Regions from separate parts of the Homo sapiens genome. Here region 2 is linked to region 1. A link is an interaction called in ENCODE POLR2A ChIA-PET data of the cell type or tissue named here. Cell type or tissue: Panc1. All regions are shown on one strand. Each heading gives the region's core, and the rest is flanking DNA. Links, peaks and the distances in the headings are about the cores only.

Region 1 (12,447 bases), core at 2,597-10,596:
ACTATTGCAGTTTTTGCATTGTTGGAATTTGCCGTTTGATGTTGGAATACATTCTTCAATAAATGTGGTTAGGTCATACATCATTTTAATGGACATTTCTCGCTTTATGTTTTCTTGCTAATGACTTATTATTTGTTGTTTATTTTATGTTTATTTTAGACTACGGAAATTATGTTAGACAAAAAGCAAATTAGAGCAATTTTCTTATTTGGGTTCAAAATGGGTCATAAAGCAGCAAGAAAACTCATAACATCAATAAGGCATTTGGCCCAGGAACTGCTAATGAATGTACAGTACAGTGGTGGTTCAAGAAGTTTTGCAAAGGAGACAAGAGCCTTGAAGATGAGGAGTGTATGGCCAGCCATCAGAAGTTGACAATGACCAATTGACAGCAATCATCAAAGCTGATCCTCTTACAACTACATGAGAAATTGCCAAAGAACTCCACCTCGACCATTCTATGGTCATGTGGCATTTGAAGCAAATTGAAAAGGTGAAAAAGGTGGGAAAAAAAGGTGAAAAAAAGGTGTCTTGATAAGTGGGTGCTTCATGAGCTGAGCAAAAATTTTAAAAAATGTTGTCTTGAAGTGTTGTTTTCTCTTATTCTATGCAATAACAGTGAACCATTTCTTGATCGGATTGTGACATGTGACAAAAAGTGGATTTTATACAACAACTGGTGACGACCAGCTTAGTGGTTGGACTGAGAAGAAGCTCCGAAGCACTTCCCAAAGCCAAACTTGCACCAAAAAAGGTCATGGCCACTGTTTGGTGGTCTGCTGCTGGTCTGATCCAGTATAGCTTTCTGAATCCTGGCAAAACCATTACATCTGAGAACTATGCTCAGCAAACGGACGAGATGCACCAAAAACTGCAACAACTGCAGCCAGCATTGGTCAACAGAAAGGGCCCAATTCTTCTCCAGGACAACACCCAAACACACGTCACACAACCAACGCTTCAAAAGTTGAGCAAATTGGGCTATGAAGTTTTGCCTCATCTGCCATACTCACCTGACCTCTCACCAACTGACTACCACTTCTACAAGCATCTCAACAACTTTTTGTACGGAAAACGCTTCCACAACCAGCAGGATGCAGAAAATGATTTCCAAGAGTTTGTTGAATCCTGAAGCATGGATTTTTACACCATAGGAATAAAGATTTCTCACTGGCAAAAATGTGTTGATTGTAATGTTTCCTGTTTTGATTAATAAAGATGTGTTTGAGCCTAGTTATAATGATTTAAAATTTACAGTCTGAAACCGCAATTACTTTTGCAGCAACCTAATAGTATTTGGTTGAGGATTTTTGCATCAATGTTCATCAGGGATATTGGCCTGTTGTTTTCTTTCTTTTTTCTTTTCTTTCTTTCTTTTTTTTTTTTTTTTTTGATGTGTCTTTGTCTGGTTTTGCTATCAGGGTAATAATGGCCTCATGGAATGAGTTTGAAAGTATTCCCTCCTCCTCAATTTTTTTGAATAGTTTGAGTAGGATTGGTATTAGTTATTTAAATGTTTGGTAAAATTCATCAGTGAAACTATTGAGCCCCAGGCTATTCTTTGCCAGCAGACTTTTTATTTTGGCTTTGAAATTGTTACTTACTATTGGTCTGTTAAAGTTTTGAATTTCTTCATGGTTCAACTCAGTAGGTTTCATGTATCTAGAAATTTATCTATTTTTTTCTAGGTTTTCCAATTTGTTGGCATATACTTACTCATAGTAGTACCTAAGATCCTTTGAATTTCTTGGTATCAGTTGTAACGTCTCCCTTTTCAAAACCTCTCATTTTATTTATTTCGGTCTTCTCTCTTTTTTTCTTAGTCTGGCTAAAGGTTTGTCATTTTGTTTATCTTTTCTTTCTTTCTTTTTTTTTTTGAGACGGAGTCTCGCTCTGTCACCCAGGCTGGAGTGCAGTGGCACGATCTTGGCTCACTGCAAGCCCCGCCTCCCAGGTTCACGCCATTCTCCTGCCTCAGCCTCCCGAGTAGCTGGGACTACAGGCGCCCACCACCAGGCCCAGCTAATTTTTTGTATTTTTTAGTAGAGACGGGGTTTCACCGTGGTTTCGATCTCCTGACCTTGTGATCCCCCCCACCTCAGCCTCCCAAAGTGCTGGGATTACAGGTGTGAGCCATCACGCCCGGCCTTATTTGTCTTTTCAAAAAATGATTTTTTTGTTTTCATCCTTTGTATTATTTGTTTCAATTTCATTTATTTCTGCTCTGGTCTTTATTATTTCTTTTCTTCTACTGACTTTGGGTTTGGTTTGTGCTTGCTTTTCTAGTTCTTTAAGAGACACCATTAGGTTGTTTACCTGAAGTTTGTATGTTTGTTCATTTGTTTGTTTGAGACAGAGTCTCACTCAGTCACCCAGGCCGGAGCGCAGTGGCCAATCTTGGCTCACTGCAACCTCCGCCTCCCAGGTCCAAGCAATTCGCATGCCTCAGCCGCCCAAGTAGCTGGGACTATAGACATGTGCCACCGTGCCTGGCTAATTTTTTTGGTATTTTTAGTAGAGATGGGGTTTTGCCATGTTGCCCAGGCTGGTCTCAAACTCCTGAGCTCAAACAATCTGCTCAGCTTGGCCTCCCAAAGTGCTGGAGTTACAGGCATGAGCGACTACACCCAGACTTTTTATCTTTTTTGATGTAGGCACTTATAGCCATAAACTTCCCTCTTAGTACTGCTTTCACTGTATCCCACAGGTTTTGATATGTTGTGTTTCCATTATTGTTTCAAGAAATTTTTAAATTTTCTTATTAATTTCTTAGTTCACCCACTGGTTATTCAGGAGCATATTGTTTAATTTTCATGTGTTTGTATAGTTTCTAAAATTCCTCGTTATTGATTTCTAGTTTTATTTCATTGTGGTCAGAGAAGATCCTTGATATTATTTTTTTTTTTTATGCTTTAAGACTTGTTTTGTGGCCTCACATATGATCTGTCCTTGGGAATGATCCATGTGCTGAGGAGAAGAATGTCTATTCTGTGACCATTGTGTGAAATGTCCTATAAATATCTATTAGGTCCATTTGATCCATAGTGCAGATTAAGTCTGATGTTTCTTTGTTGATTTTCTGTCTGGATGATCTGTCCAATGCTGAAAGTGGGGTGTTGAAATCTTGTGCTATTATTGTAGTGGAGTCTGTCTCTCTCTTTATCTCTAATAATATTTGCTTTATATATCTGGGTGCTTCAGTGTTGGGTGCATATATATTTACAATTGTTATATTCTCTTGCTGAATTGACCCCTTTATCATTATGTAATGACCTTCTTTGTCTCTTTTTATAGTTTTTGTCTTTTTTTCTTGAGACGGAGTCTCACTCTGTCACCCAGGTTGGAGTGCAGTGGTGCAATCTCAGCTCACTGCAACCTCCACCTCCTGGGTTCAAGCAGTTTTCCTGCCTCAGCCTCCTGAGTAGCTGGGATTACAGGTGTGTGCCACCATGCCAGGCTAATTTTTGTATTTTTAGTAGAGATGGGGTTTCACTATGTTGGCCAGGCTGGTCTCGAACTCCTGACCTCAGGTGATCTGCCCGCCTCGGCCTCCCAAAGTGCTGGGATTACAGGTGTGAGCCACCACACCCAGCCTTGATTTTGTCTTGAAATCTGTTTTGTCTGTTATAAGCACAGCTACTTCTGCTCTTTTTTTAGTTTCCATCTGCATAAAGCATCTTTTTCCATCCCTTTATTTTCAGTTTATGTGTGTCTTTATAGGTGAAGTGTGTTTCTTGTAGGCAACAGATCATTGAGTCTTTTTTAAAAAAAATCCATTCAGCCACTCTGCATCTTTTGATTAGAGAGCTTAGTCCATTTACATTCAATGTTATTATTGATAAGTAAGGACTTACTCCTGCCATTTTGTTATTTGTCTTCTGGTTGTTTTTGGTCTTCTCTTCCTTCTTTCCTTCCTTCCTGTCTTCCTTTTAGTGAAGGTGATTTTCTCTGGTGGTATGTTTTAATTTCTTGTTTTTTATTTTTTGTGTATCCATTGTATATTTTTAGATTTGAGGTTACCATGAGGCTTGCAAATAATATCTTATAACCCATTATTTTAAACTGATGACAATGTAACACTAATTGTGTAAACTAACTAATAAACAAAAAGGAAACTAATAAAAACTAATACAAACTTTAACTTTGTCTCCCCACATTTTAATTTTTTGTTGTTTCTATCTTATTGTACTATGTCTTGAAAAGTTGTTGTAATTATTATTATTATTATTATTATTATTATTATTATTATTTTGAGATGGAGTCTTGCTCTGTTGCCCAGGCTGAAGTGCAGTGGCACGATCTCAGCTCGCTGCAAACTCTGCCTCCTGGGTTCAAGTGATTCTCCTGCCTCAGGCTCCCGAGTAGCTGGGATTATAGGCATGTGCCACCATGCCCAGCTAATTTTTGTATTTTTAGTAGAGATGGGGTTTCACCGTGTTAACCAGGTTAGTCTCCATCTCCTGACCTCGTGATCCGCCCACCTCGGACTCCCAAAGTGCTAGGATTACAAGTGTGAGCCACTGCACCCAGCCTGTAATTATTATTTTTGATTGGTTCGTCTTTTTGTTTTTCTACTTAAAATATGAGTAGTTTACATACCACAATGACAGTGTTAGAATAGTCTGTGTTTTTCTGTGTAGTACTTATTATTACCAGTAAGTTTTGTACCTTCAGATGATTTTTTTTTTTTTAATTTTTTTTGACAAGGTCTCACTTTGTCACCCAGGCTACAGTCCAGTTGCTTGATTATAGCTCACTGTAGCCTCCCAGGCTCAAGCGATCCTCCTGCCTCAGCCTCCCAAAGTGCTGGGATCACAGGCATGAGCCTCTATGCCCAGCCAATTAAAACAATTTTTTTTTTTGTAGAGGTGGAGTCTCACTGCATTGCCCAGGCTGACCTCAAACTCTTGGGTTCAAGCAATTCTCCCACCTTGGCCCAGATGATTTCTTGTTGCTCATTAACATCATTTTCTTTCAGATTGAAGAACTCTTTTTAGCATTTCTTGTAGGATAGATCTTGTGTTGATGAAATCCTTCAGCTTTTGCTTGTCCAGGAAAGTCTTTACTTCTCCTTCACGTTTGAAGGATATTTTCATCAGATATAGTAATACTATTCTAGGGTAAAAGTTTTTTTTTCCTTCAGCATTTTAAATATTGTCATGCCACTCTCTCCTGACCTGTAAGGTTTCCATCGAGAAGTCTGCTGCCAGACCTATTGGAGCTCCATTGTATGTTATTTGTTTCTTTTCTCTTGCTGGTTTTAGAATCCTTTCTTTATCCTTGACCTTTGGGAGTCTGAATATTAAATGCCTTGAAGTAGTCTTCTTTGGGTTAAACCTGCTTGGTGTTCCATAACCTTCTTATCCTTGAATATTGATATCTTTCTCTAGGTTTGGAAAGTTATCTATTATTATTCCTTTGAATGAACCCCACCTCTCTCTCTACCTCCTCTTTAAAGCCAATAACTCTTAGAATTTGCCCTTTTGAGGCTGTTTTCTAGATCTTGTAGGCATGCTTCATTCTTTTTTTTCTTTTTTCTTTTGTCTCCTCTGACTTTGTATTTTCAAACAGCCCAAGTTCACTAACTCTTCTGCTTGACCAATTCTGCTATTAAAAGACTCTGATGAGTTCTTCAGTATGTCAATTGCATTTTTCAACTCTAGGATTTCTGCTTAATTCTTTTTAATTATTTCTATTTCTTTGTTAAATTTATCTAATGGATTCTGAATTCCTTCTCTGTGTTATCTTGAATTTCTTTGAGTTTCTTCAAGACAGCTATTTTGAATTCTGTGTCTGAAAGGTCAAATTTCTCTCTCTCTCTCTGGGATTAATCCCTGGTGTCTATTTCCCTGGATGGTCTTGATGCTTGCGGATGTTTATCAGTGTCTGGGCATTGAAGAGCTAGGTATTTATTGCATCCTTCACAATCTGGGCTTGTTTGTACCTGTCCTTTTTGGAAGGCTTTCCAGGTATTTGAAGAGACTTCAGTGTTGTGATTTAAGCTTTTGGTCATTAGTGGGCCATTGGTGGGTAACCCACAATGTAACCCAGTAACGCCATGGTTCTTGCAGGCTCATAGAGGTACCACCTTGGTTACCTTGGATAAGGCCTGGAAGAAGTCTCTGGAGTATCAGGCAGAGACTCTTATTCTTTTCTCATACAATATATTCCTTCTTTTCTTTTCTTTTTTTTCTTCCTTCCTTCCTTCTTTCCTTCCTTCCTTCTCTCTCTCTCTCTCTTTCTTTCTATCTTTCTTTCTTTCTCAGGGTCTCATTCTGTCACCCAGGGTGGAGTGCAGTGGTGCAATCTTGGCTCACTGCCACCTCCACCTCCTGGGGTCAAGCAATTCTCATGCCTCAGGCACCTGAGTAGCTGGAATTATAGGCATGTGCCACCATGCCTAGCTAATTTTTGTATTTTTAGTAGAGACAGGTTTTTGCTATGTTGCCCAGGCTGGTCTTGAACTCCTGGCCTTAAGTGATCCACCTGCCTCAGCCTCCCAAAATGCTGAGATTACAGGAATGAGCCACTGCACCTGGCCCCATACTTTCTCCCAAACAAAGAGCATCTCTCTCTCTCTCTGTGCTGAGCTGCCTGGAGATGGGGGAGAGGTTAAACAAGCACCCCTGTGGCCACCACCCCTGCTCCTGTGCTGAGTCAGATCTGAAGCCAGCACAGCACTGGCTGTGAATGTGATGGGTCACACCTGAAGCTGGCACATCTCAGTCTCACTGAAGGCTCACAGCATGTACTACTTGGTTACCACTGCTGCTTATATAGGGTTCTTTAATTAGCAGGTGATAAATCTTGCCAGGACTGGGTCCTTCCCTTCAAGGCAGCAGGTTCCCTTCTGGCCCAGGTTGTGTCTAGAAATGTCATCTAGGACTAGGTTCTAGAATGGGGGCCTCACAACTCTACCCGGCGCCCTTTCCTAATGTGGCTGAGCTGGTATCCAAGTTGCAAGACAAAGTTTTCTTTACTCTTCTCTCTCCTCAAGTGGAAGGAAGGGGTCTCTTTTGGATTTGCAAACTGCACTGCCTGAACTTGAAGGAGGGGTGGCACAAGTACTCCCTTGACTGCCCCAGCTAGTGTCTCACTAGGCTGTGTGGCTCCCAAGTCCACTGGCTCTGGGCCCAACACAGGACTAAGCCTTGCCTAGGAGTTGCAGTCCTTGTGGCCTAGATAGCCTTCCAAGTTTATTTAGGACCCTAGAGGACATTAGCCTGTGGTGGCAAGGCTTGCCAAAACTCAAGTCCTGACCACTGGGATGAGTGATTCCCCTCTGGGTAAGGCTGGTCCAATGCTGCCCTTATGGGCACCGGTTGAGTTCTGCCCAGTGTTGGCAGCACTGTGTTCCAATGCAAAATCCCACAATAGCTGCACTTGCCCTCCCTGAAGCACACAGATTCTCTCTCTGTGCCATGCAGCAGCTGCTGGGGAGTGGGGGAAGGGTCTGTCAAGGCTGTACAATTCAAGACTGTATTTCCTACCCTCTTCAGTGGCTCTTTCAGTGATAGGAAGTTAAAACCAGGCACTATGATCGCTCACCTGATTTTTGGTTCTTATGATGGTGCTTTTTTGTGTAGAAAATCATTCAGTTTGGTGTTCCTGCAGGGATGACGATTGATGGAGGCTTCCATTCAGCCATCTTGCTTCCAACCATCCAATTTTCAATTTTTGTTTTGTTTTTAGACAGTCTAGCTCTTTCGCCCAGGCTGGAGTGCAGTGGCATGATCTTGGCTCACTTCAACCTCTACCTCCCGGATTCAAGCGATTCTTGTGCCTCAGCCTCTCGACTAGCTAGCTGGAATTACAGGCGTGCACCACCACACCCAGCTAATTTTTGTATTTTTGTTACAGACAGGGTTTCACCATGTTAGCCAGGCTGGTCTGGAACTCCTGACCTCAAGTGATCCACCTGCCTTGGCCTCCCAAAGTGCTGGCATTACAGATGTGAGCCACCGTGCCCAGCCCAATTTTCAATTTTTTGTATTTCTTCAGATGTTTTCCCTGTGATAAATATGTTTGCTTTAGGTTAATTTTCTCGTTTGTTTGTTTTTAATTGAATCATTATACAGTTCTCCATTATATGTTTTTGTTTGTTTTTTGAGACACAGTCTTGCTCTGTCACCCAAGCTGGAGTGCAGTGGTAAAATCTCAGCTCATTGCAACCTCCGCCTCCAGGGTTCAGGTGATTCTCTCACCTCAGCCCCCCAAGTAGCTGGGATTACAGGCATGCACCACCACACCTGGCTAATTTTTGTATTTTTAGTACGGTCTGGGTTTCACCGTGTTGATCAGGCTGGTCTAGAACTCCTGACCTAAAGTGATCCACCTGCCTTGGCCTCCCAAAGTGCTGGGATTACAGGTGTGAGCCACTGTACCTGGCCCTTTTCTCCATTATCTTATAGACATCTTTTCATTTTGTACATATAGTTCCAGCTCATTATTTTGCAAGCTATAGTTTTTTAGCATTTAACGGAAATTTGGGTGGTTTCCAATATGGAGTATAATAAACAATGCCAATATTTGGTTTTGTAAACTTTCCCCCAGATCTCTCTGTGGCTGATTTTCTCACTCCATTCAGGTTCCTGCTCAAATGCCACTTCCTCAGAAAAGCATTCCTTGATTTCACTATTTTAAACTAGCACTTTCCTCCAACCCTCTACCACTTCTTCATCCCTTACTTTACTTTCTGATATCAATCTTTGTAATTTTTCCTCTTGATTTTAGAGTTTAAAATACATTTGGATTTTATGATGAAACAAAAAAATAAGGTACAAGTCTGACTCCCCCTGGATCCCATTGTCCACATTCACACCATCAAGTTGTGTGCCGGCATACCTGGAAGGATGACTCTAGACATCACACTGCTCAACTAGCCTGGCCTCCCAGCTGGGTCCAGTGTGACCCTGCCTTCATCAAATCTCCCTGTTTCACCCTTCACCTTATGCCCTTCTTACTGGGGTAGGAAGAACCAGGCTTTAAGTCAGCAGCAATAAAGTCTCAGAAGGCTGGGCATGGTGGCTTACACCTGTAATCCCCACATTTTGAGAGGCTGAGGTGGGAGGATCCCTTGGAGTTTGAGACTGGTCTGGGCAACATAGTGAGGCCACGTCTCTACAAAAAAAAATTGTTTTTAAATTAGCCAGGTATGGTGGCATGTGCCTGTAGTCCCAGCTACTCAGGAGGCTGAGGTGGGAAGATTGCTTGGTCCCAGGAGGTTGAGGCTGCAGTGAGCCATGATTGTGCCACTGCACTCCAGCCTGGGTGATGAAGACCCTGTCTCAAAAAAATAATACTAAAATAAAAAATATTGATAGGTCATTGGATGGGTAAATGTAAAATTTTTTTTAAATTTTAAAATTAAAAATAAAGTTTCAGAAATATAGTCTCAGTAATACTAGTTCTATGATTGTATGATGAAGGCATTTTTTAACCTGTGTTTCATTTTCATCTGTGAAATGTGAATAAAAATAACTCTCTTACAGAGTTCCCGTAAAGATTAAATAAGTATGTAAAGCATCTGGGTCAGTGCCTATCATATAGTTGGCACCAAAATATTCTCCCCTCTCCCAGCTCCTGCAAAGGCACCCCAGCTCTTTGCAGCACTTAGGGCCTTTCTCATATTCTGACCTGTATTAAGCAAATGTGCAGCTGGTAGGATAAGATGCTTGAACGTAGTAGACACTCAATAGAGGACTGCCAAGCAGAGTTGATTTCTGTAGTTAGAAACTAGTTCATCCTTACCAGTAATTTTTTTTTTCTTGTATACACTCCCAATCGGCTTATCGGCTTATCATGTCACACACAACTGGTTACTCTCTACCCAACTAGATACTGGATGAGGTCATCTCTCAATCCTGTCTGAGCTGAACAAGGCCTTTTATGGAACTTTAAAGTTGACTCACCACTGAGTCATCAAAACACAGCAATACCTAAACACGCTCCTGTTGCTAACAAAAGACCAGCATGGGATGTCTGTCTTACCTCCTTTCCCTCCCCTAATGAGACACGGCCCCTTGACTCACTGGAGAAGAGTCATCACGTCTTTTGTGCTGCAGTAATCTGAACGAAGCCAGTTTAAATAATCACAATGTGGCCAGCAAACAACTGGCAGTCCCTGTGGTCATTCAGGTCATTTCCTGTGTATGTCACTAACCCAAAAGGAGAGGCAATTAATCAATCACCTGAATATTTAATAAGTGCCTGCATTCTGTTGGGCACTCACAGTTCCCTCTGTTTATGACATTTCTGTGAAGTGAACTTTTCAGTTATTGAAACTCATTAAAAATATAGAGAACAGTGTTGCGGGAAGTCAGGGACCCCAAACGGAGGGACCACATTAGAACAGCAACCTTTGTGCCTCTGTAAAGGAAATAAAAAAAGGAATATTGGAGAAAATGGGACTATTCAGTTCCATTCCAATAGAAAAGAATTATAAAATAGCAAATAGGAAGGGGTTATTTGCTAATGTTTTGGCTAAATGCTTCAGAGAGCTATAATTTTAAAATATCTTGGTTGAGAACTACTCTCTTATCTAGGAATGAAATGGTCAGTGGTATTTTCTCTTGGGAAAAGTCTTGCGTTAGTACCACTGCCTGACCTATTGCAGTGGACTATGAAGTGTTTCAAGATTAGGGGGCCTGTGTAAGGCTGAGAACTGCTGAGATAACTAGGAGTAGGCCTAAGGGCTCCTTTCATAAATAAGGCTGGTTACAGCTGTTTCATACATGAACAGATACAACCTTTAAGTACCCTAGCATGGTCTTTCCTAGCTGGAGACCCCAAGGAAAACCTGAATGAAAATCTTAGATCTTCAGACATTTTATATAGAATCCATACAATTGATATACCCATATCCAAAGGATATAATGATCTACCCTTGATCTATCTTAAATAAATATCAGAACGATGCATGGAAATTGCATGTTAGTAGTCCTTAAAGATTAATTTGGCACGACAAGAAATGTTTATTTTATTAAAATAAATACAAGCTCTTAACTGGTTGTTTTTCCTGGGTTATGCTTCTCAAGTTCTTATTACATAGATACTGTGTTCTGATTTGATCTTCCTAGCTGGTTGTGCATAAACTTGAGCCCATCCATATTAAGTAAATTAATTTTGGGGACATCAGGAGTCACATATTGCAATTACTGACTATAAAGCCATTAACAACTATGAATTTTTCTCAAACAACATTGCTATAATTGAAAGCATACTTATAACTTTTTTTTTTTTCCCCAGACAGGGTGTTGCTCTGTTGCCTAGGCTGGAATGCAGTGATGTGCTCACGGCTCACTGCAGCCTCTACCTCCCAGGCCCAAGCAATCCTCCCACCTCAGCCTCCAGAGCAGCTGGGACCACAGGCGCACCATGCCCGGCTAATTTTTTAAATTTTTTGTAGAGAGGGAGTCTCCCTATGTTGCCCAGGCTGGTCTCAAACTCCTGCGCCCAAGGAATCCTCCTACCTCGGCCTCCCAAAGTGCTGAGATTACAGGCATGAGCCACCATGCCAAGCCAGAAAGCACACTTATATTTATTGAACACTATTCACAAGAGATAATGCTAGTCTCACATTTAATAAACTGAACAATTGGCCAGGCGCGGAGGCTCACGCCTGTAATCCCAGCACTTTGGGAGGCCGAGGCGGGCGGATCACGAGGTCAGGAGATTGAGACCATCCTGGCTAACACGGTGAAACCCTGTCTCTACTAAAAATACAAAAAATTAGCCAGGGATGGTGGCGGGCCCCTGTAGTCCCAGCTACTCGGGAGGCTGAGGCAGGAGAATGGCGTGAACCTGGGAGGCGGAGCTTGCAGTGAGCTGAGCTCGTGCCACTGCACTCCAGCCTGGGCGACAGAGCGAGACTCCGTCTCAAAACAAAAACAAAAACAAAAACACTGAACAATTAGAGAAGAATTGAGTTTGACGGTACTGTACTCTCAGGGTATGCTGATGAACATGCGGTGAAATGGTCAAATAATCACATCCATCAGAGGTTATTAAGGCACGTGATGAAGTAGAGAAATCTAATTTATAGCTGGGAAGTCAAACAGGAGCAATCTAGGAGCTACCACGTTCTAGCCTGAGATTTGTATTCCTGAGGCCAATAGGCAGCTGGTAACAGAGCTGGGTTGAAATAAATTGAGACTTGCTGTGAGAACAAGCATAAGGAGAAAGGTAAAGATAACAAGGAAGGTGAAGAAAGTTGAACTCTTTAAGCGTATTATTTGTCTTTTAAGTGAAAAACTGACATTTGACTAATGTGTCTTTTTTTTAAAGTTAGAAATCTATCAGAGTAGGGTCCTTAGAGAAACTGATTATTTCTCCAGAATAAAGAGCATATTAATAGAAAAGATTCAGCTTTCGCTAACGGCTGACTAGTCTTAACGAAACATTCCTAAAGGCTTTGCATCACTGAGAAAAGTTAGTTCCTAGTTCTGA
Region 2 (12,447 bases), core at 312-8,311, 220 kb after region 1:
TTAATTAATAATACTTGTTGCTTCTAGGAAGAACTAGGTGGCTTGGAGAAAGCATTGGGGGAAAGACTTATGTACTGTTTGAAAATCAAACAAATAAATGTATTACATCTTAAAAAATAGAATCAAGGCTGGGCATGGTGGTTTATGCCTGTAATCCCAGTCCTTTTTGGGAGGTGAAGGTGGACGGATCACTTAAGCCCAGGAGTTCGAGACCAGCCTGGGCAACATGGTGAAACCCCGTCTCTACAAAAACATACAAAAATCAGCCAATCGTGGTGGTGCATGCCCGTAGTTGCAGCTACCCAGGAGGCTGAGGTGGGAGGATTGCTTGAGCCTGTGAGGTCGAGCTGCAGTGAGCTGAGATCCTGCCACTGCACTCCAGCCTGAGTAAGACCCTGTCTCAAAAAATAAAAAAAAAAAAAAGAAGTCAAGTAACAACTGTAAAAAGTATATGTAACATATAAAAAGAGGGCTAATGTTTAGTAATATACAGAATTCCCAGAAATTGATAAGAAAAAGATAAAGTAGAAAAATGCTCAAAATATCTCAACAGGCGAGTCACAGAGAAATACAAATGATCTATAAACATCTGAAAAGATGATCAACCTCATTAATCAAAGAAAAATAAATGACAATAAATGAGATTTCACTTTTGGATTGAGAAATATTAAAAATGGCTGATGATATCCAATAAGGTACTAGATCATCTCAAATACTGCCAGTGTGAATATAATTTGTTAGAAATTTTTTGGAGAACAATTTGGCAATATCAACTAAAATTTAGAATGTTTATGCCTATTGAAACATCTTTCCAGGCCGGGCACGGTTGCTCATGCCTGTAATCCTAACACTTTGGGAGGCTGAGGCGGGTGGATCACTTGAGGTCAGGAGTTTGAGACCAGCCTGACCAATATGGTGAAACCCCGTCTCTACTAAAAATACAAAAATTAGCTGGGCATGGTGGCAGGCGCCTGTAATCCCAGCTACTCGGGAGGCTGAGCCAGAGAATGGCGAGAACCCAGGAGGTGGAGCTTGCAGTGAGCCGAGATTGCACCACTGCACTCCAGCCTGGGTGACAAAGCGAGACTCTGTCTCAAAAGAAAAAAAAAAAAAAAGAAAAAAGGAAAAAAGTCAAAGAGACTGCTAGGGAATAAGCCTTATTGGGCCATAATCTGTGGATTTCACTCTCTAGTATACATGGCAAGAAAGTGGTGCTTCTGATACCGTGGCTCTGACCTGAGACTTTTCTCTGTCTCTCCTCTCAGGCATGGTATGAGCAGGGCTAAGTGGAAAAAACTGTATCTATCTTTCATGTTAAAGAAGTCCAGAAGACTGGTAAGAATGCAAGTGTAATTTGATGTAAATTATAGAAAAATTATGACATTCTCCTATGTTATATTTAGAAGCTTAATGGAACTTTTTTACACAGTGTAGGCTCTATGATTTCAGAGTATAGCTCCCTAACAGGGCTTCCATTTGTATATTTGAACATAAATTATCTATCTATATTGTCCCACAAAGACTCTGTAATCGTTATGAAACTCCTTGAGCAGAGGAAAAGCTGGACTCCAAATACAGTCTTCATTTGGAAGGAGTCTTTTAGATGCAGGTCCAACCAAAGCACTGTACAGGAGTAACAGTTCAGGTTTTTCCTAACAGATTCCATTTTATAGATAAATGCATTGAGAATCAAAATGTGTAAGCCTCAGCCTCAAGGCTGAGTGGTCAGTCCCAAGGTGGAGTTAAGGCCTGCAGTCAGAACACAGGAGACCATGCAGCTCTCAGTAATGCAGGGTGCAGAGTTGCTGGAGGTTTGGGTAGGAACTGCTCTCCCTTGAAATCACTGGAGTAAAGACTATGATGCTAAGGATTGCAGAGGCTGCTACAGGAATAGCTAAGAACCTAACAGTAGTCAAAAGATTTCTTGACATAGTCAGCAAGGACCAGTCTAGTACTTGCCCACGGTGAATTCCAAGTTTGGGTGGGCACATCCCCTTCTGCCGCTTTTGGGGCCCCTTTACTCCCCTGTTGCTGCCATCTTTGAAGGGTAACAGTGCCTCCTTTAGTAACCAGTACAGCAGTGGGCACAGAGGTGGTGTTCGATAAATGTTTGTAGAATAAATTAATGCCCTCTGTTTTGAATGGATGCTTTCTGCTGCGAGGACGAAGGTAACTTGTATTCTGGGGAGTGTTCACAGGCATAGGCTTATATGTGCATGTGGTATGTATGCAACTGGCTGAAAACCTCAGGAATCCCCTCACCTGGGTGTTAAGATCAGGCAGCAAGAGATATTTGAGCATTAAAAAAAGAGTTCTATTGCTCTATGCTCTGGGCTCAATTGTTGCTGCCTCTGCCTGCATGTACCAGGCCGAGCTACTTGGGAAACTCCCTCAGAAGGCTATTGCCCTTACTCAGGGACATCTGGGGCCCTTGAGGAGCCTCCAGACTACATATGAGAGGCACTAAAAAAGCAGTCTGTACATGAGGAATCTATCTGTCTGCTAGAGCCACATAATAGCCAGGGACTGGGACTAGCCTAGACAGAAGTAATTTCTTTTGGCTTTAAGAGTATTACCTGATGTTTTGTTACATCCAAAACAAACCAACGGGGCTTCCAACCTTTCAGCAAAGCCCCTCTTTTATAAAGTGTTCCCTCAAAGGACCTAGAAGAAATGATGACAGGAGAGTTAATTTTGATTTACACTTACAAAATGCTGTAAAGGGGAGGGGATATCTGTTGTTTTTGTCAAGTCTCTATTTCCCCTAGATGATTCAAAAATGGCCTATAAGAGTTCTCCCTGGATTTTTTCTGCTAGACCTCTGGGGAAAGACTGCTGCTTTCTGCTGGGATTACCACATCTGTGAGGCTTGGAATGATCAGTAGCCATCCTTTGTGCCATGTTGGGACTGACATAACACAGAGAGAGGGCAAAGCAGAGCCAGGAAGTGGATAGAAGATACTGTGTGAGAAGCTAGCATACCCTTGGCTGTCCTAGCTTATGTGAGTAAATTCCTTTTTGCTTCAGCTAGCATAAGCTGGATTTCTGATGTGTGCCACTGACAAAGTGCTGGCTGACACATGTTCCCTCAAACGTTCTGGCAGACAGGAGATAAGAGCCATCAGGACTCAACTACAAATAACTACAACCTCTTCGAATTATTTTTAGTTGTAATTTTTGTTTTTTGTCTTTTCAAAGAAACATCTAAAACATTACAAAAATTAAAGCAAATCCATTTCAAGTTTATAAAAGGCTGTACTGCACAGGCCTAGCTTATTGAGGGACCTGTGGTTTAGCCTCAGGTGCTGTGGGGAAGTCTTCAGCACAGCGAGCAGGGTTCAGCATGTCACCTGTTTTCATCATTCTTGGATGTATACTGGCTATAGAGCGTGGCTGCTCTTCGCTCCACTCCATTGGATGGGGAGATGCTGGAATTCTGTTCCTCCCCCATGCTGCTGTCTGGGAGATGTAGCAGAGACCTCTTCTGATAGGAAGGTAGGTTGGTAGACACAATTCCTGGGGATCTCGACAGGTGTCTTTGGGACTGAAAAAGACAGGACAGGAGCTAGGAAACCTTTACAGACACTTAAACTACTGACTGGAAAATTTCATTTACAAATATTTATCTCAAGGAAAAAACTGGACTAATAAGCAACAATAATGTACAAAGGTATCAATCTCAGAGTTAGTTATCGTGGTAAAAAACTGGAAACAACCTACACGTCCATTATTAGGGACATTAAACAAATTATGGCATTTCCATACAGTGGAATTCTAGACAGCCATTAAAAAATGATGCTGCTATGACCAGGCGTGGTGGCTCATGCATGTAATCCTAGCACTTTGGGAGGCCGAGGTGAGTGGATCACTTGAGTCCAGGAGTTCGAGACCAGCCTGGGCAACATGGCGAAGCCCCATTTCTACAAAAAATATTTTAAAAATGAGCCAGGTATGGTGGTGTGTGCCTGTAGTCCCAGCTACTTGGGATGATCACCAGAACCCTGGAGGTTGAGGCTGCAGTGAGCCATGATCACGCCACTGCACTCCAGCCTAGGTGACAGAGTGAGACACTATCTCAAAAAAAATAAAGATGTTGATGGTTTTTTTTTTGAGACAGGGTCTCACTCTATCGCCCAGGCTGGAGTACAGTGGCATGATCTCGGCTTACTGCAACCTCTGCCTGCTGGGTTCAAGTGATTCTCCTGACTCAGCCTCCCAAGTAGCTGGGATTACAGGCACACACTACCATGCCTGGCTAATTTTTTGTATTTTTAGTAGAGACAGAGTTTCACCATGCTGGCTATGCTGGTCTCGAACTCCTGACTTCATGCCTGCCTCGGCCTCCCAAAGTGCTGGGATTACAGGCATGAGCCACTGCGCCTGGCAGACACTGGTTTATACACAGTGACAGTTGGAAGGACACGTATGCCAACGTGGAGTGAAAAAGCAGGTTTAAAATAGTATGTCTAGAAAATCTCTTTTATATGTGAATTTATAAGGGTAAAACAAGTTTGATAGCATAGTGGTTTACTTCTAGGTTATAAATTATGGGTGATTCTCATCTTTTATAACTTTCTGTGTGTTCTTTCAAAAAAATGAACATTATTACTTTCATTATTAGAAAAAATCAATAAACTATTATTTTTCTAACAAAAAAGCATTAAGGCATCACCCACCTGTTGTCTGTCTGATAACAGCTCCTGAATTGCTATTTGAGGGTAAGAGATAGAGCCCCAGATGTTCTTTTTTTACCACAAAGGTTTTCTTCTACCCTCCATTCTTCTTGACCTTTCTGTAACATCTGACCTGCTGGCCTCTTCTTCCTGAACTGTTCTTCAGAACACTCATCTGTCCTAATTTCCCTTCTGTTGCATTTGGAGCCAGTCTGATGTGGGTTCGATTGGTGGCTCTACCAGTTGCCACTGTATGCTCTCTGTGCCTGTTCCTTGTGTAGGAGAGGGAACGCCATTCCCTCACAGTGGATTAAATAGGATACGAAGGTGTGTACTGTACTAAGCACAGACCCTTCCACATATTATGTGCTTGATAAATGTTTCTTAAATCAGAAATAGGAAATGGGGTATGAGAAGCAGAAAACAGAGTATTTGGTTTTAAAATATATATATACATTTTTTTGAGACGGAGTCTTGTTCTGTCACGAGGCTGGAGTGTGGTGGCACGATCTCGGCTCACTCACTGCAACCTCCGCCTCCTGAGTTCAAGAGATTCTCCTGCCTCAGCCTCCTGAGTAGCTGGGATTACAGGCATGCGCCACCACACCCAGCTAATTTTTGTATTTTTAGTAGAGACGGGGTTTCACCATGTTGGCCAGGATGGTCTCGATCTCTTGACCTCGTGATCCGCCCACCTCGGCCTCCCAAAGTGCTGGGATTATAGGCGTGAGCCACCGCACCCGGCCGTTAAAATATTTTTATGATAAATGTTTCTTAAGTCAGAAACAGAAAAGGGACTGTGAACAACACAGGGTAGCATATTTTGTTGTTTTAAAATACTTTCTGTGGAGCAAACGTGGTCTTGGCATTCCCCTCCTGCCTTATGTGGTAGAAGATCAGCTGAAACCACACGGGCACTGAGATAGAAAAGAACCCAATACTTTTCCTTGGATTCGGGGTGCTGAGACATAAGTATTATGTCACTGTGGTGAAGTGAGACACTCAGGAAGTATTCAGTCATTTGGAACTTTCTGCCCTGGACCTCCAGGACATGACCCCTCCCCTTTCCACCCTTCCTTCTGGCCATAAACCCAGCTGGGTCTTGTCACCTGTGGCAGCAGGCTCCACCTGACTTAGCACCCTCAGAAAGCTCAGAAGTGGCTCTCAAGGGGCATTGCCAACTCACGCGATCTGTTCTTGGTTCTTCTTTAAGGTCCACGGTTACCCTTTCCCACAGCTGCTGCCACTTCTCAGGGGCTTGGTTCAATTTGTGCTCCAATTTTTCAATTTCCTGCAAAGAAATTAAAAGTTTTCTGATCAGTATTTCATAGAAATCAGGATGGGCCCCAAAGCCACACTGCTTCTGTACTAGGCCCAGATGAGCAGCATGGCCAGAGGGCAGTTGAGGAAAGTGGTGGACATGGGCCTGTGAGGTCTCCCAGCCAGGAATAGTGGTGAGAGCTCTAGTTGGTGTGCCGTACTGTGGCAAAGATGGTTTATTAGGACCTATAACTAGGCCTTTTTGTACAGGATAGCTTACATACTAGGATGTGAAATATGTATCTCAGACATCTGCACCCTTGGGCAGCCCATGGGAAATCTGATAGCCAAAGCAAGAGGTCAAGCACTGGCCCGTGGCCCAGCCCTAATAGCTGAGGTAGATGAGAAGCCAGTCCTTGACAGGAGGAACCCCTCAACTCTGATGATTCAAACCAGATGTGGAAAGAATGAACCAAGAAATGCCCAAGGAAACAGATATACCTTCTGACAGGGAAGCTGGAAATCAGGGCAGCTGCCTCTGTGACTGTATGACCACTGAAGCATACTCTTCCTGGTCAGGAAGCCAGATGGGGAAGACTCTTTAGGAACTGTCTGGCCCATATCAGGGCTCAAAGCTATTCCTCAGGCTGGCTACTGCCAGGAGGGGTTGGTTCCGGAACATTCCTTGCAGAAGATGGTTGACAGCACTCCCATCAGGCCACTGACTACCCACACTTCTGACCAGAGGAAGTAAAGCACCCACAGAAGCCACAGCCAAGACCTGACTAAGGCTGCTCGGGCAACTAAAACAGCTGGGAAGCTGCTGGAAGGAGTAAATTGCTCTATTTGCTTGATTGCTTTCTTGTAACGCTGGAAAATCACTTTTTTTTTTTTTTTTTTTTACTGAGACGGAGTCTTGCTCTGTCACCCAGGCTGGAGTGCAGTGGCGTGATCTCTGCTCCCTGCAAGCTCCGCCTCGCAGGTTCATGCCATTCTCCTGCCTCAGCCTCCCGAGTAGCTGGGACTACAGGCGCCCGCCACCACGCCCGGCTAATTTTTTTTTTTTTTTTGTATTTCTTAGTAGAGATGGGGTTTTACTGTGTTAACCAGGATGGTCTCGATCTCCTGACCTTGTGATCTGCCCGCCTCAGCCTCCCAAACTGCTGGGATTACAGGCGTGAGCCACCGCGCCAGGCTGGAAAATCACTTTTATTGAGACTCTTTTCCAGTAGTGAAGCCTGGTCCCCCACTGATGATGGGGAGCAAATCTGGTTTCTTCATAACCATAACCCTAGCTCAGAGTAAGGAGAGCCATGTTCAGAAGTTACTTAGCCTGGTTCCTTTGCCCTCATGCCTCCAGGGCCCCTGGTGCCCCTAGGTGTGTGTCTACAGTTGACTTACACTGAAAAGGCTGGTGAGAGCATCAGGCTGAGTACAGCTGACATCATCATAGCATGGCCACACTGTTCTCCTCTGGCTCCGTGGCCCAGCTTCTCCAGCCAGGTCAGAGTCTTCGGAGGGGAAGTGCTTGGGGGTTAGCATCATCCAGTCATAGGAAGGGCCTGTGGACAGGGTCTCTTCTATGTAGTAATCCCACTTCTTGAGGCTAGAGACGTTTACATTGGGCTTTAGAGCCTGTTAAAGAAAACAGAAATATAGTTTCATCTTGACCCCAAAGTACCCCAAGCTCACTGTCAGGCAAACCCCTAACATTTATAGAGTCCAGGGGAGGAAGAGTATGAATGGAGTTCAAATACCATATTTCTAAATATTTAAAAATCATACATCAAGATAAATTATTAAATAAAACATTCTCCAATCCTCCCTCCTACATTGAGAAATGTAACTTCCTAATGACGTAGAAGGTCAAGTTCAATAGAGAATTCTTGGATTCCTCAGAATTTTATACTAACAAGTGGTAGCACTGGAGGAGCTGGCCCCAGCCCCCTGTCCTTGGCCTCTCTTCTCCACCCACCCCTATCTTACATTCTAAGGGTCTTAACATGAATCATTATGTATACCCCAGCCCACAAAGTCAAACTCTGTCCACTCTGTCAAACCTGCTACTTTTTGCCATTCTTTGGGCCTTGGGGTCCATGCACTGACTTAGGAGACTGACTTGGAGAAGTAGCCTGGTGAGCAGCCTGAATTTGGGCAAAGAATTCTGAAGTACCCAGACAGAGTATGGTTTAGATGAAGGAGGGGCATCTAAGCATGTACCTTTGGTTTCTTGTACTGCTCACCTCCATGAGGAGGATGCAGCTGGAGGAAGGCCAGACTAGGGTTCTATGATTGGGGCCCAGGGGAGGGGCCTCTCTTGGCCCTAAGTAATGGTGGAACTGCTTATCAGACCAGTCTGTTGCATTCCAGGGCGTGTGTTATGTAGATGTGCATGGTGGGGCAGTTGCCCCGAGATATGTTATCCTTCTTGGGCTTGGCTCCGAATATCTCTGCTTCCTACAGGGGTCCTTCCATGGCTTTGGTACAGATGAACTTAAAGAAACCTTTTCTAAAGTATTTTAAGGTTTTTCAGCTTAGACCACCTGTTGATATTTCAAATTTTGTTAGTTCTTTCTTTCTGGGGAAAGGTGCCTTGCTTTGATTCTCTGCAAGTTTTCCCTTCTAGGTTTTGAGAGCCAGCTCCTAATTTTTGTGGCAAGAATTTAGGGAACAGTCTCCATTTGTGTCACAACCCAAACCTATAGTGTCTCAAACTTTGAAATAGCTTTTTGGTATGAAACCTAGTCCAATGTTTATAAAAAGCTTAAACTGCTTATATATGTTAAAACTAAGGAAAACCTTAACACAAAATTTCAGAAAGTGAAACATAAATGATTTCTTACTCTACCTCTATTTCCAATGGTGAATATAAATAATTAAAGAAAATGGGACTCCTCTTGTGCATTCTGTCAATACATTCCCAAATACAGACTCCTTTTTTGGCATGCTTTTCTCCTTTATCATCAAATAAAGTTCCTGTAGATTAAAAAAATCCAACAAAACAAAATTAAATAAATTCACACTTTGCCAAAAAACGTATGATGCATGCAGCAGATAAAAAAGTGGAATATTTTTTATGGCTTTAAAAACAGCAACATTTGTGTGAAAACCTTAGAAAATAACTGCAAAGCTAAAGACCGGAATGAATTTCATCGCTACAGGGAAACAGATCCAGATGGAGGAAACATCTGATAAAGTTTGCCTAAGCAGCCAGCAGTCTATCAATCATGACTCTTCCAACCCTCATCCTGCATCTATATCTAGATTCAAAGAAGTCCATGCAGGAGGCAGTCTACACTTTTCAAGAGAAAATGGAAGGACTTCAGAGTTGATTTGATGAAGCTCAGTAAAAAACATAATTTTATGTTTCTCTTTTAAGTTGTTGGCTGTTTGTTTATTATGAAGCCATTTAAAGAGTTTTCTTGTTTAGCAGTGTATATATACTGCAGATCATGGTTACTGAGACTCTAGATGACAGAAGCGTGTAGTCTGTGTCCTTGGGTGACTTAAAAATAAAAGCAGAACTTTTATACCTTTTTCAAATAGTCAATCTATTACTAACATGAGCCCACTTTGTTTTTAATAGGGAGGAAAATGTGTTGGGGTGAGGCAAAAAGTAGTTCTTTAAAAGGCCATGAAGGGTGTCTCAGCAGTGGTGTCTTGCTTGGAATGAAGTGACATAGTCAAAATCAACATGCATTTTACCAGTTTATCAAAAAAAAAAAAAAAAAAAGACTCAAGCCCAAGATGGCATGAAATTCTATAATATGTGGGGCCCCTAAGACTAATTAACAGTTTCTTCTCTACCTTTTAACTGCAGGGTCCAGTGCAGTAGTTCTCAACCTTGGACATGGATTTAAAAAACCAAGGGCTTTAAAAAAATCCCAGTGTCCAGGTCTCACCTCAGACCAATTAAATCAGAATCTCTGGGGATGGCCCGAGATATTAGTTATTTTAAAAGTTCAAGTAACTCCAATGTCCAAAGTTGCAAATGCTCTAGGGGTTGCAGTAAGATTTTGAAAGCCACCTTGTATATTGCTCCATTTGGCGCCTTGAGGCATGGATTAGACTGAAAGGCTGTGTGGTAGTCAGCCCAAGTTGAAATAGGCTCTAGGCACCTTTGTAGACAGAAAGAGAATGAGCTGAAACCAGAAGAGGAGATGCAATACATGGCCCTCTGTTCCTTAGGGCTGTTGTAACATCTTGTAATTGGAACCAAGTCCAATGGACTTTTCTTACAGTATCCATATGGCTGGCTTAGGGCAACATGTACACATATAAGGAACATCTTAAAAACAGTCCAAATCAGACAGCTAGTGCCAAATCCTATCAAATTATAACCCTATAATCCAGTATGTAATAATCAACATATTAAGCTTTTAGGACACAGGAGAATTCATTGTGTTTAAGTTTTTCTGATAAAATCTTAAAAATTATGACTCAGCGTGGTGCGGTGGCTCACATCTGTAATCCCAGCACTTTGGGAGGCTGACGTGGGCGGATCACTTGAGGTCAGGAGTTTGAGACCAGCCTGCCAACATGGTGAAACCCCATCTCTACTAAAGATACAAAAATCAGCTGGGTGTGGTGGCGGGCACCTGTAATCCCAGCTACTCGGGAGGCTGAGGCAGGAGAATCACTTGAACCCAGGAGGTGGAGGTTGCAGTGAGCTGAGATCGTGCCACTGCACTCCAGCCTGGCGACAGTGTGAGACTCCATCTCAAAAAAAAAAAAAAATTATGACTGATGAATTCTACCAGCAGTGGTTGAGATTACTTACTCTCCACTTCGTCATTTTGGCAGATAGAGGGTAGTTACCACAGGTGTTCCTAAACAAGGTTTCACTGTAGGCCTGATAACGAGTGCATCTACCAGAACACAAGAAGGAACAGACTTCAAGTAGGCAACCTAGTCTGGACTAGGGACACGAAACTAGGCTTCCTTGATGTTGATTAGGTGGGTGGCCTAACATCCAGAGAGGAGGCTGGGTAGATGATTTCTACTGAGGCTTCGGCAATGACATTCTAGGATTCGAAATGCATGTTTATGTGTTGTTGTTTTTGAGACAGGGTCTCAACCCTGTCACCCAGGCTGGAGTGCAGTGGTGTGATCTCGGCTCACTGCAGCCTTGACCTCCTGGGCTCAAGTGATCCTCCCACCGCAGCCTCCTGAACAGCTGCAACTACAGGAGTGCGCCACCACACCCAGCTAATTTGTGTGTGTGTGTGTGTGTTTTTTTTTTTTTTTTTTGTAGAGATGGGGTTTTGTCATGTTGCCCAGGCTGGTCTTGAACTCCTGGGGCTCAAGCAAGCCGCCCACCTCAGCCTCTCAAAGTGCTAGGATTATAGGTGTGAGCCGTTGCACCCAGCCTGTGTTTATGAGTTTTAAGAGGAAACATGTTTCATAGGATGGAAATGCTTATATTTTCAAATAATCATGATAATCTTTCAATATATACCAAACATATCTTTTTATCCGCATCATTGTATTTAATCTTTTCAACAGCCCTGTGTGATAGGCAGGGCTGTTTAGTTTTTCAGATGAGAAAACTGAGACTCAGAGATGAAGTAATTTACCCAAAGTTACTGACATTTTCTGATCCTTGATCTACGGCTCTACCCGTGGGACCAGTGGTGGGTCTCAGACTTGGCAGCATAATGGGCTCACCTGGGGAGTTTTTATTTTTTATTCTTTATTTTTGAGACAGGGTCTCACTCTGTCACCCAGGCTGGAGTGCACTGGTGCGATCTCAGCTCACTGCAACCTCTGCCTCATGGGGTCAAGAAGTTCTCGTGCTTCAGCCTCCCAAATAGCTGGGATTACAGGCACATGCCACCACGCCTGGCTAATGTTTGTATTTTTAGTAGAGATGGGGTTTCGCCGTGTTGGCCAGACTGGTCTCGAATTCCTGGCCTCAAGCAATTCACCCACCTTGGCCTCCTCAAAGTGCTGGGATTACAGGCGTGAACCACCGTGCCTGGCCTTACCTGGGGAGTTTTAAAAGCTGTTGATGCCTGGGCCTTACCATCACAGATTCTGATTTAAGTGGTTGGGGATGTTGCCTGGACCTTGGAAGTTTTAAAAGCTCCCCAGGTGATTCTAATGTTCAGTCAAGTCTGAGAACCACTGCACTAGACCTTGTTGCTTCTCTAATGAAGAGAACCATCATCTGCTATAGGAGAAGCCTTGGTCTTTGGCCACATCTGCATGCTGCTAAGGTAATTTGCTGATCAGCTTAATTCAGCAAAACAAACTGCTTTATTAAAAAACCAAAAACTTAGCCTGGGCAAGATGGCAGAACCCTATGTCTACAAAAAGTACAAAAATTATGTGGGCATGGGGGCACATGCCTGTGGTCCCAGCTACTCAGGAGGCTGAGGTGGGATATCGCTTGAGTCCCAGTGGCAGAGGTTGCAGTGAGCCGAGATCCTGCCACCGCACTCCAGCCGGGGAGACAGAGGAGACCCTGCCTCAAAAACAAAACAAAACAAAACAAAATACCACTGCCCCCCTG

What was found. Peaks named below come from ENCODE experiments on the same cell type or tissue, not always from the same donor. Only the 100,000 strongest peaks of a DNase experiment are listed, where the experiment ranks them.
Region 2: POLR2A ChIA-PET joins it to region 1 with 11 read pairs; 2 of 35 experiments call an interaction of 5 or more read pairs at or near these places.

What each region holds. Positions count from the first base shown.
Region 1 is chr11:9,556,251-9,568,697 of GRCh38, forward strand. No RefSeq gene overlaps it. Among named protein-coding and RNA genes, the nearest start is that of WEE1, 11 kb to the right of the region's middle. RefSeq lists enhancers at 7,104-7,603, 9,753-9,862. In Panc1, for the core only: no CTCF peak of the experiment used is centred there; a DNase peak (open chromatin) is centred at 9,961; H3K4me3 peaks cover 814 bases; H3K27ac peaks cover 2,407 bases.
Region 2 is chr11:9,781,775-9,794,221 of GRCh38, forward strand. SBF2 (SET binding factor 2) reads right to left here. Exons shown (of 40, transcript NM_030962.4): 34 at 8,782-8,909; 35 at 7,335-7,568; 36 at 5,860-5,964; 37 at 3,351-3,544; 38 at 2,577-2,664. All of the region lies in intron 1 of SBF2-AS1 (SBF2 antisense RNA 1), which reads left to right. It overlaps LOC105369149 (a long non-coding RNA gene), which reads left to right. Exons shown (of 3, transcript NR_188521.1): 2 at 1,266-1,335; 3 at 9,095-9,470. Among named protein-coding and RNA genes, the nearest start is that of LINC02709, 28 kb to the left of the region's middle. In Panc1, for the core only: no CTCF peak of the experiment used is centred there; no DNase peak of the experiment used is centred there; H3K27ac peaks cover 7,107 bases.